3 separate regions of the Homo sapiens genome follow, and all the other regions are linked to region 1. A link is a contact called in ENCODE Hi-C data. All regions are on one chromosome and are shown on one strand. The core of a region is the stretch at or near the end of the contact, and the rest is flanking DNA. Distances in the headings are between cores, read along the strand shown.

Region 1 (2,569 bases), core at 37-2,536:
GTGCCTGAAATGATAGGTGCTCCGTAAATATTAATTACTATTATTACCATATTTCCTCGACTCTAAGTCTTAAGTGTTTCAAAATTTTAGCATTTCTGTAATAGAGTTCACCTTCAAATCTTTATACATGTAGTGGTTTTTTCCTATCCTTCTACCCCTTGGGCTGTCATAAAATGAACAGTGTGTCTCACAGTTGATGGTGTCTTGGAATTCAGGAAATATAGTTTTGGTGCCCCAACCAGGGATTGGGAACATGGAGCAAGAGCCAAACACGCACCAAAGGCCTCTGGGTGCATGGGTTTAAAATATAAGGGTCTGAGCGGGGGAAGAGAGAGAAGGATGTGGCCCAGAAGCTAAGGAGCTGGAGGCGGCAGGTCAGGAGAGGCCCGGAACAGAGATAGGAAAACTGCCAGGTGGACATACCCACATCAAAGACAAAAATGAGAAAGGAAGTCTATGTACCACCTGGTCAACCAGTCGAGGGAGTGGAGAAAGGTGGCAGGGAGGCAAAATGGATGTCCGTTCCCTTTTCTCCCCAGCACTGACCCACAGCAGCTAGGGAACCTGGCAGGAAGATGACATGGGTCCCTGGACGAGAGGAAGAGGACTGCCACAAGGCTGGCCCAGGAAACGGTAAGGTGTCAGCGGACCATGCGGAGGAAGGAACAAAGGAGACCTCTCGCAGGGAAGGAGGCAGTAACCTGGCGGGGGACGAACCGGGCGAGCAGGGCAGGTCTGGGGGCCCAGGCCGCGGAGAGGGAAAGAAGCTCGGGATGAGGGCCAAGAGGAAAAGGCAAGGGAGCGGGAGGCAAAAATGGAGCTGAGAAACATGAAGGTGGTGGGCGTGGGATGCGCGGAGAGGAAGAGGTGGGCGGAGGTGACTGGAAGAGGGACGCGCTCCCGGAGTAGGAGGCTGCCCACCGGGCAGGTGGAGGGGTCCGGGCGGCGGGGCACGGGGGAGCGGGCCGCCCCCGCTTCTCACCTTTGACGTCTTCGGCCAGCGCCTTCCACGTCGGGGCGAAGGCGATGCAGTGGCCGCACCAGGAGGCGAAGAACTCCACGGCCCAGGCGCTGCGGGAGCCCAGCACCGCGCCGCGCACCGTGTCCGCCTGCAGCAGCGTCAGCGGGTCGGAAGGCGAATAGAGCGCCGACCGCGGGGCCGCGTTAGCGCCGGGAACCGCGAGCAGCCACAGCAGCAGCAGCAGCAGCGACGGCGGCGGCCCGGAGCCGCTGTTGCACCTCCTCATCCTCGGCGCTGCGCTCACCACCACACGCAAGCACCGGATGAGTCGGGTCCCGGCGCCGCGGCACCGCCTGCCTCCGCCCGCAAGGAGGAGCCACGTGGCCCCGCCCCTGAGCCCCCGCCCCCGAGCCCCCGCCCCCGAGGCCGGCCCAGCCACCCCGCCCCGCCGGCCGCTCCTGGGCGCGGGAGCGGGCGGGGCTGAGCTTGTTGCAGGGGCTGGCCCTGGCCGGGTGGTGAGCCATCCTTTCGCGGTCCGCCGAGGCCTCGGAGCAGCGCGACCCGGGTTCCCGCCTCAGGCCCCAGGAGGCGAGGTGTACAGTCCGGTAAAGGAATGGAGCGCCCGCCGAGCGGTCGCTGCGGGGGTAGCCTCGCGGAGGTTGTTTGGCCTCTCACGGCCCCCGTATCCAACGGAAGAGGAGTCCGTTGGAATAGACGACCCGGATTTCGGCTGTTGTAGGGCAGTTCCTGGGCTCCCGCGGAGCGATGAGACGTTGTGAATTAGATGTGAGAAGAGGGACGCTTGGTCTGCGACCACCAAGACCCCACAGGATCGATGCACCCACCCCTGCTGATGACCATGACCATCTAAAGGGGAACATCATTTGAGGGGCCCTACTCATGGATCAGAAGCCCCTCTTCACTGTGGGGTGTGCTGGGTTGGCGGGCAGTTGCCGTGGAATCAGTTTCCTCAGGACCCATATCTGACCACCCTCATAAGGTTGTCAGGGCGATTCCAACATTCGGGGTTCCCAGCAGCCCAGATCCCCCACATCCAGCTCTTCAGCCTACTCAGAGCTCTCCACGCTCACTCACATGTCCCTCTCGCAAGTAGCCCGATCAACTCACCTGGTGTCATGGGCACTAAGGTGTTAATGGATTTTCTCTGGTCACCTTTGCAGCTCCACTGTTTTGAGTGAGTTATTTTAAGGGGAGAAGGTGCTCCTCAGACGGTTGTCACAGTGATATTTTTCCTTTGTGACTGCCAGGTTAGCCCCTTTCACCTGTAAGAGCTTTGAGCCTAGATTTGTTATTCATTTATTCAAGTTTTACTGAGTGGTGTCATGCCAGGCACTTGTTTAGGTATAAGGATAAGGCAGTAAACAAAATATAGACTCTAGGGACGTGGAACTTACATTCCAGTGGGGGTAAAGAGATGATACATAAGTAAATGTAGATCAGATGGTGACCGATGTTATGAAGAAATGTAGACTGGGGTAAGAATAGAGTGGCAGAGGAGGTGCTATTTTACACACGAAGATCAGGGACAGGTCTACCCTTAATATTTGCAAGAACTGAGTCAGTAGTACAAATGGAGGCCCACATATC
Region 2 (2,569 bases), core at 37-2,536, 950 kb before region 1:
AATGTAATGATAAAGCTACCAAAGGAGACCAGAGAGTGGCGGAGGGGGAAGGTCAAATGGAGGCGTTCGTGAAGGCAGAGCTTTGGAGAGAGGGCCAAACGTGAGATGGCGAGCACACAAAAAAGGCGCTCCAGGAGGCAGTTGAGGGGGCTGGAACGAAGTGAGAGAGAAGAAGGAAGAAATCAAAGGGTTCATCGAGGGAAGGGGGCGCCTAGGAAACACGCCCGGGAGGGCCCCGCTTTGTCTGGCGTGGGCGGCGGCGGGGGCAGCACGTGCAGCCGGGAGCGCGCTGAGCCGCCAGGCTCCGAGCCGAAGAGCGCCGAGAGGAGACACGACGCGCGGGGGCGGCCCCAGCCCCTCAGACCAGCGAGACCTCTCGCCGGCGGGCCCAGCGCTGCAGAAGGGGCGCATTGTTATGTCCCAGGTCGCAGCAGATTGCCGCTGTCCTGCAATACTCTCGCATCCTGGCACCGCGCCACTGGCACGGCCCGGGGGCTGGAAATAACTGCGCCGTTCCCATGACGACGAGGAAGCTCCCCCCGCCCCCGCCCCGCCCCGCCCCGCCCGCTGAGCTCCGCCCACCGGTACCCGCCGCGGCCGCCTCCCCACAACGGAGCTCCCCCGGTCACCCTGGCAACGGCGGCCGCGGCGCGCGGGAGGTGACTCTAAAAGCGGCGGGCCCCGCCCCCGCCCTCCAGCCCGCAGCGCCGCGCCGCGCGCCCAGCCCCCGCCTGGGCCTGCTCTCGGGCGGGACCTCACTGGGGCAGCCGCGGGCGCCGGCGCAGGAAGCCTCCCTTCCCCCTCGGCCCGCCGGGCCCGGAAAGGCGGGAGCTGGGAGGAAGCTTCGCGGCGGCCGAGGCTGCGGGAGAGGACGAGCGCGCCCCATTTTCTCCGCGGAGCCGCCCCCAGCCCTCCTGACCTCCGCGCCCCTTTAAATCCTCCGCGGGTCTCCCCGCCCTTCCTGCTGGGATGGGAGGAGACCTTAGCGGACGGTGCTCTGCCTGTGCGGCCAGATGAAAGGGGGACTGGGAAAATGAAGCCAGCTCTTGCCGGTGGGCTGGGGGCGGCAGGAATCCGGAGCTCTGGCCGCTGGCGGCACTGGGCTTGAGGGAAGCGGCGGCACGGGAGGCGTCCTCGGGAGCCGGGGTCTCACGGTCCAGGGAACGCCCCCGCCGCCGGCTTGCTAGCGAGGCATCCCGTGAACAAAGAGGCCTGCTTCACCCTACTGGGGCGATCGCCCCCCGGAGGGAAGGGTTTCCACCTTGCACGGCACTCGCGCGTTTTGTCTGTTGGTTGTGGTGAGGAGGGTGTATTGCAGATCCAAAAGGAGCCTCTCGGCCTCCCAGGGTGTCTGGGTCAGAATTGAGACGTTCTGGGCGAGGAGGTGTTGGGAGGGGAGTAGGAGGTCGGAAGGAGAGAGGCCGACCCAGTTAGCTCTGTTCACACCGTCCCTCTCTAGGAGCGGAGCCTACACCTGACTTGTTTGGAATGTGAGCTTTTGCAGGGGACAGAGGCCCTGGCACGTAGAAAGTTCTAAACTGTCTGGTGAATTGCTGCAATTAAAACCAGAGCGGCTCCTTCAGTTGTCCTGGGTGGGCAGGGCATCCCAAAGAAACACAGAAAGTATGCAGGGTCCTTTGAAAATAGTGCCCATATCAAACAAAATATTAATACTTCGCATTTGTAAAGTCCTTTCCTCTAAGAATGTTGTCTCGTTCCATATATATTTTCCACTCCATAAAATTCTAGAGCACAAAGAAAGGATTCATATGGGAGCGAATAGAACAAGTAAAGACGGTCAGCTGTGGTCACAGTGGAGGAACTGAAGAGTTTAGACTTCACCAGCTCTTAGAGCCCTGTTTTCTTTGAAGTGGTTACAACCGAGTACTTTGGTGTGGCCTAAAGAGTTTGAAGGTATACAGTTAAAGGACCTGGAAATAAGATTGGGCTGGCCATTGGGGCCTTGCTTTTCTCATCTGTGAGATGATAGTTGTGAAAATGAGATTAGACTGTATGAAATATTCTTCGTAAGCCATAGGATATGTTATACAAATGCTTTAGTTATTGAAACATCTATAAATTGGTATACAAGTCATGATTACTGTAGTTGCAATACGGAGTTGGTGGGGTGCTTCAGATTTGCAAGCTGTAGGAGGTGGGAACAGGACTGAAGGGCTATGTGCTGATGAATCTCCTTCAGCATTGCTGTGGAATGGATATGCTTCCCCAAAATTCATATGTGTTGAAGCTCTAACCCCTAATGTGACTATATCTGGAAATAGGGTCTTTAGGAGCTCGCTCTCTCCTCTGCCATGTGAGGGTACAGCAAGAAGGCGGCCATCTGCAAGCCAGAAACAAAGCCCTCAACAGAACCTGACCATGCTGGCACCCTGATCTCAGATTTCCAGGCTCCGGAACTATGAGAAATACATTTTTTTGCTTAAACCACTCTGTGATATTTTGTTATGGCAGCCAGAGCAGACTAAGACAAATATGTCTTCGCTTGGAGCTAAGCGCCCCTCCTACCACCTCCACCACCTGGCGTTTTGTTCAGCACTTCCACAGTTGT
Region 3 (2,569 bases), core at 35-2,534, 930 kb before region 1:
CCCGCGGTCTCTGGGCGTCCTCGCAGCCGGGAAGGGCCTGGCCCTCACTTCGGGGACGCCCGCTGCTCCACCTCCTCCCCGCAGGGGGGCCAAGGGCTCAGAAGGCCACGATGGCTGTGCTCCAGGGGTTCATGTCTCTCAGCACCGGCTTATCGCAGCAGATCTGCCCGGGCTCGGCGGCTTCCGGACCGCTCTCCTCTCCCTCCTCTTCCTCTCTGCCGCCCCCGGGGCTTTTCCGTAGGAGTCCCGAGAAACTGGAACCGAAGATGCTGATGAGGTTAGCCACGTTCCCGGTCTCCATCTCCTCCGCGTCGTCGTCCTCTCCTCCACTCGGCGGCTGCTCTAAGTTCCGGCGGGGCTTCTTGAGCGGGGTCGAGCCGGGCGCCGGGCAGCCCGCTGGGCCGCCGCCCACCCCCGCCGCGCAGCGCTTCCTGGGGCACACCGCGGGCGGCGCGGGGGGCTCGTCCTCCGCTGGTTGCGGCGCGCAGCAGCAGGCAGCGCGGGGGGTCGCGGCCGGTGTACCCGGCGGGTCCTCCCCGCCTAGGGGGCAGCCGCAGGGGCGGCGCGCGGCACGAGATACCTCGGGGAAGACGCCCCAGCCTCCGGCGGTACCCTCGGCTTCTCTGGCCGCCGCCTGGCGCGGCCCCTCCACGCGGCTCCAGGCAGCTTCCGTCGCGTCCGCCTCTCCGCCCTGAAAAACGTCCCCGACTCCAGTCACCGTGGCCACCGGCACCTCGTCCCCTACCCGCGGCGCGTCTGAGACGGAGGAGCGCTCCGGCTGCGGCTCGGTCTCCGGCCAAGAGGCACGAGCGGCGGGCGGGGGCGGCTCTCCCCAGCCGGCGGGTGGCCCGGCCGCCGGCTCCCCGGGCTGCTGCTGCGGTGGCGGCGCCGGGGTCCCAGCGGGACCGGCCAGGTAGAGGCCGGGGCACGGGTCGCTCAGGTAGACTTGGCGGGCGCTGCGCAGCACCAGCGAGACCAGGAGGTTCTTATGCAGCTTGATGCCGCCGCGCTGGACCCGCGAGTTGTAGATCTTGCCCAGAGAGATGCTGACGATGCGATGAGCCTCCAGCTTGAACTCCATCTGCTTCCCCTGCACAGGGCCGTCGGCGCCGGGGTGACACGTTTGGAAATTGGGAGGGAACGGGAGGCGCAAACAAGTCCGCCCCCTGGGCACACCCTCGATCACCTAAGACTCCGAAGAGAAACGACTCTGGTGACGCGCGCGCTGCTCTACTAACCTCTCCAAACAAGACAACTTCCCCGTTTCGGGTCCGGTCGCTAAACAGGGCAGCCTGGCTGCCCCGCGCCTTATATAGGCTTCTCGACCGCCAATCACGAAGGGCCGCCAACCGTTCCGGGGCTGGCCGGCGCGCCCTCGTGCGCCGCGCACGGCCAATCGGAGCCCGAGGAGGGGCGCCAGGGCCCGTTCGAACGTTAGTCCCGCGGAGCAGGCTCTTAAAGGGGGCGACGGCTTGCGGCCGCAGACCAGGCCCGTGGGGAGTGAATGTTCGGGACGGTGCTCGAGAGCGCTACTGTTTGGAGTTACAGATTCTGGCTTGTGCGATGGCTTGCCGGAACCAAAGCGAACAAAATATTCGAACTTTCTTCCGAACACGGTGGTGGACTCTGTTCTGCCATAAAGTCCTGATCCTTCCCTGATCGACTCCGCCCTCACCAGCCACACCACCGTTTCCAGGCCGGCCACACCTGTAAGCGACCCCCCTCAACCCTGGCAAAAATAGAGATGGTGGCCATACGCGGCGGAGGACACCCCTGGATAACAAATAGTATTACTGCAAAGTATTTGGCAATCATTATTTTTGGATGAGCCGCTTTCCCCGCTAGAGTCACATACACTCTTAGCAGCTGTCAGTTCTAACCCCAAAGAAAAGGGGGATTCTAAAAGTTTTTGCCTAGGTTTTTGGCTTCTTTTCAAGGAATCGTGTCTAGATACAAAGTTATTGGTTGTCCTCTAAAGCTGGCATCTTTCACTTTGTTCTCTAGATTCTAGAACAAACCCAGTTATCAAATAAGTTAAATGGAAGATGTTACAGGTTCTCCACAATGATTTTTTTTTCCTTTTTTTTTTCCATTTCCATTTTTCCATTACAAGGACTGACCAGTCCACCCTTGGAAAAATCGAGCAAGTTCTGAAAATAAAAAGAAAGAAGTCCTGTGTTCCCATGATGATGTCATAATTTCATTTCGTGTCAAGGTAAAAATATAGTGCTAGGGAGTTCCAGAATTTTCTGGTCAGTCAACAACTTAGTCCATCTACTGGTCCTTATAAGTATATCAGGACACAATTACCACGGGGTTGCCCAGGGTCCTGGACTGGAAACATGGAGTCACTTCCAGTTAGTTCCACCGAAGCTCCACCACAGACCTGCCTGAGGACTCTGGGTAAATAACCTCAGGCCGCTTCAGTGTCTCCACTGCTGAAAAGGGGGAAGTCACATACACATCTGCGTTATTGTACAGACGATAAATGACAACTTCTCAGCCACAATCTGAATGAGAAAACTAAGCACTGCTTTCTTGGAGTCCATGTGGAACCCTGGGCCTGATC

The links. A loop is a pair of places that touch in the nucleus more often than their neighbours do. Pooled maps may share reads with other maps.
Region 2: a loop to region 1 is called in a map of CD8-positive, alpha-beta T cell, with 18 times the contacts of the local background. The contact joins the enhancer-like site here to the promoter of QSOX1 in region 1. A Hi-C loop is called at or near these places in 4 of 168 maps with a recorded cell type or tissue (CD4-positive, alpha-beta T cell, CD8-positive, alpha-beta T cell and naive thymus-derived CD4-positive, alpha-beta T cell), 1 of 37 single-sample maps with no recorded cell type and 11 of 50 pooled maps.
Region 3: a loop to region 1 is called in a map of ascending aorta, with 5 times the contacts of the local background. The contact joins the promoter of IER5 here to the promoter of QSOX1 in region 1. A Hi-C loop is called at or near these places in 2 of 168 maps with a recorded cell type or tissue (ascending aorta and posterior cingulate gyrus) and 7 of 50 pooled maps.

Annotation. Positions count from the first base shown.
Region 1 is chr1:180,153,586-180,156,154 of GRCh38, reverse strand. QSOX1 (quiescin sulfhydryl oxidase 1) reads right to left here and starts at 1,286. Exons shown (of 12, transcript NM_002826.5): 1 at 983-1,286. The coding sequence starts at 1,247. It overlaps LOC105371636 (a long non-coding RNA gene), which reads left to right and starts at 1,317. Exons shown (of 2, transcript XR_001738314.3): 1 at 1,317-2,156. RefSeq lists an enhancer at 1,012-1,111 and a silencer at 1,292-1,611.
Region 2 is chr1:181,103,493-181,106,061 of GRCh38, reverse strand. No RefSeq gene overlaps it. Among named protein-coding and RNA genes, the nearest start is that of IER5, 16 kb to the right of the region's middle. RefSeq lists silencers at 243-292, 553-1,042, 1,063-1,122 and an enhancer at 1-709. Within about 2 kb of position 1,286, at least 29 of the 41 ENCODE cell types and tissues checked have a DNase peak (open chromatin) inside an H3K27ac peak, as active enhancers do; they include CD4-positive, alpha-beta T cell and CD8-positive, alpha-beta T cell, where a contact is called at or near this core.
Region 3 is chr1:181,087,415-181,089,983 of GRCh38, reverse strand. IER5 (immediate early response 5) reads right to left here and starts at 1,284. Exons shown (of 1, transcript NM_016545.5): 1 at 1-1,284. The coding sequence starts at 1,081. The coding sequence ends at 98. LOC124904465 (a long non-coding RNA gene) reads left to right here and starts at 1,483. Exons shown (of 2, transcript XR_007066762.1): 1 at 1,483-1,709; 2 at 2,114-2,187. RefSeq lists silencers at 346-565, 766-925, 1,236-1,505.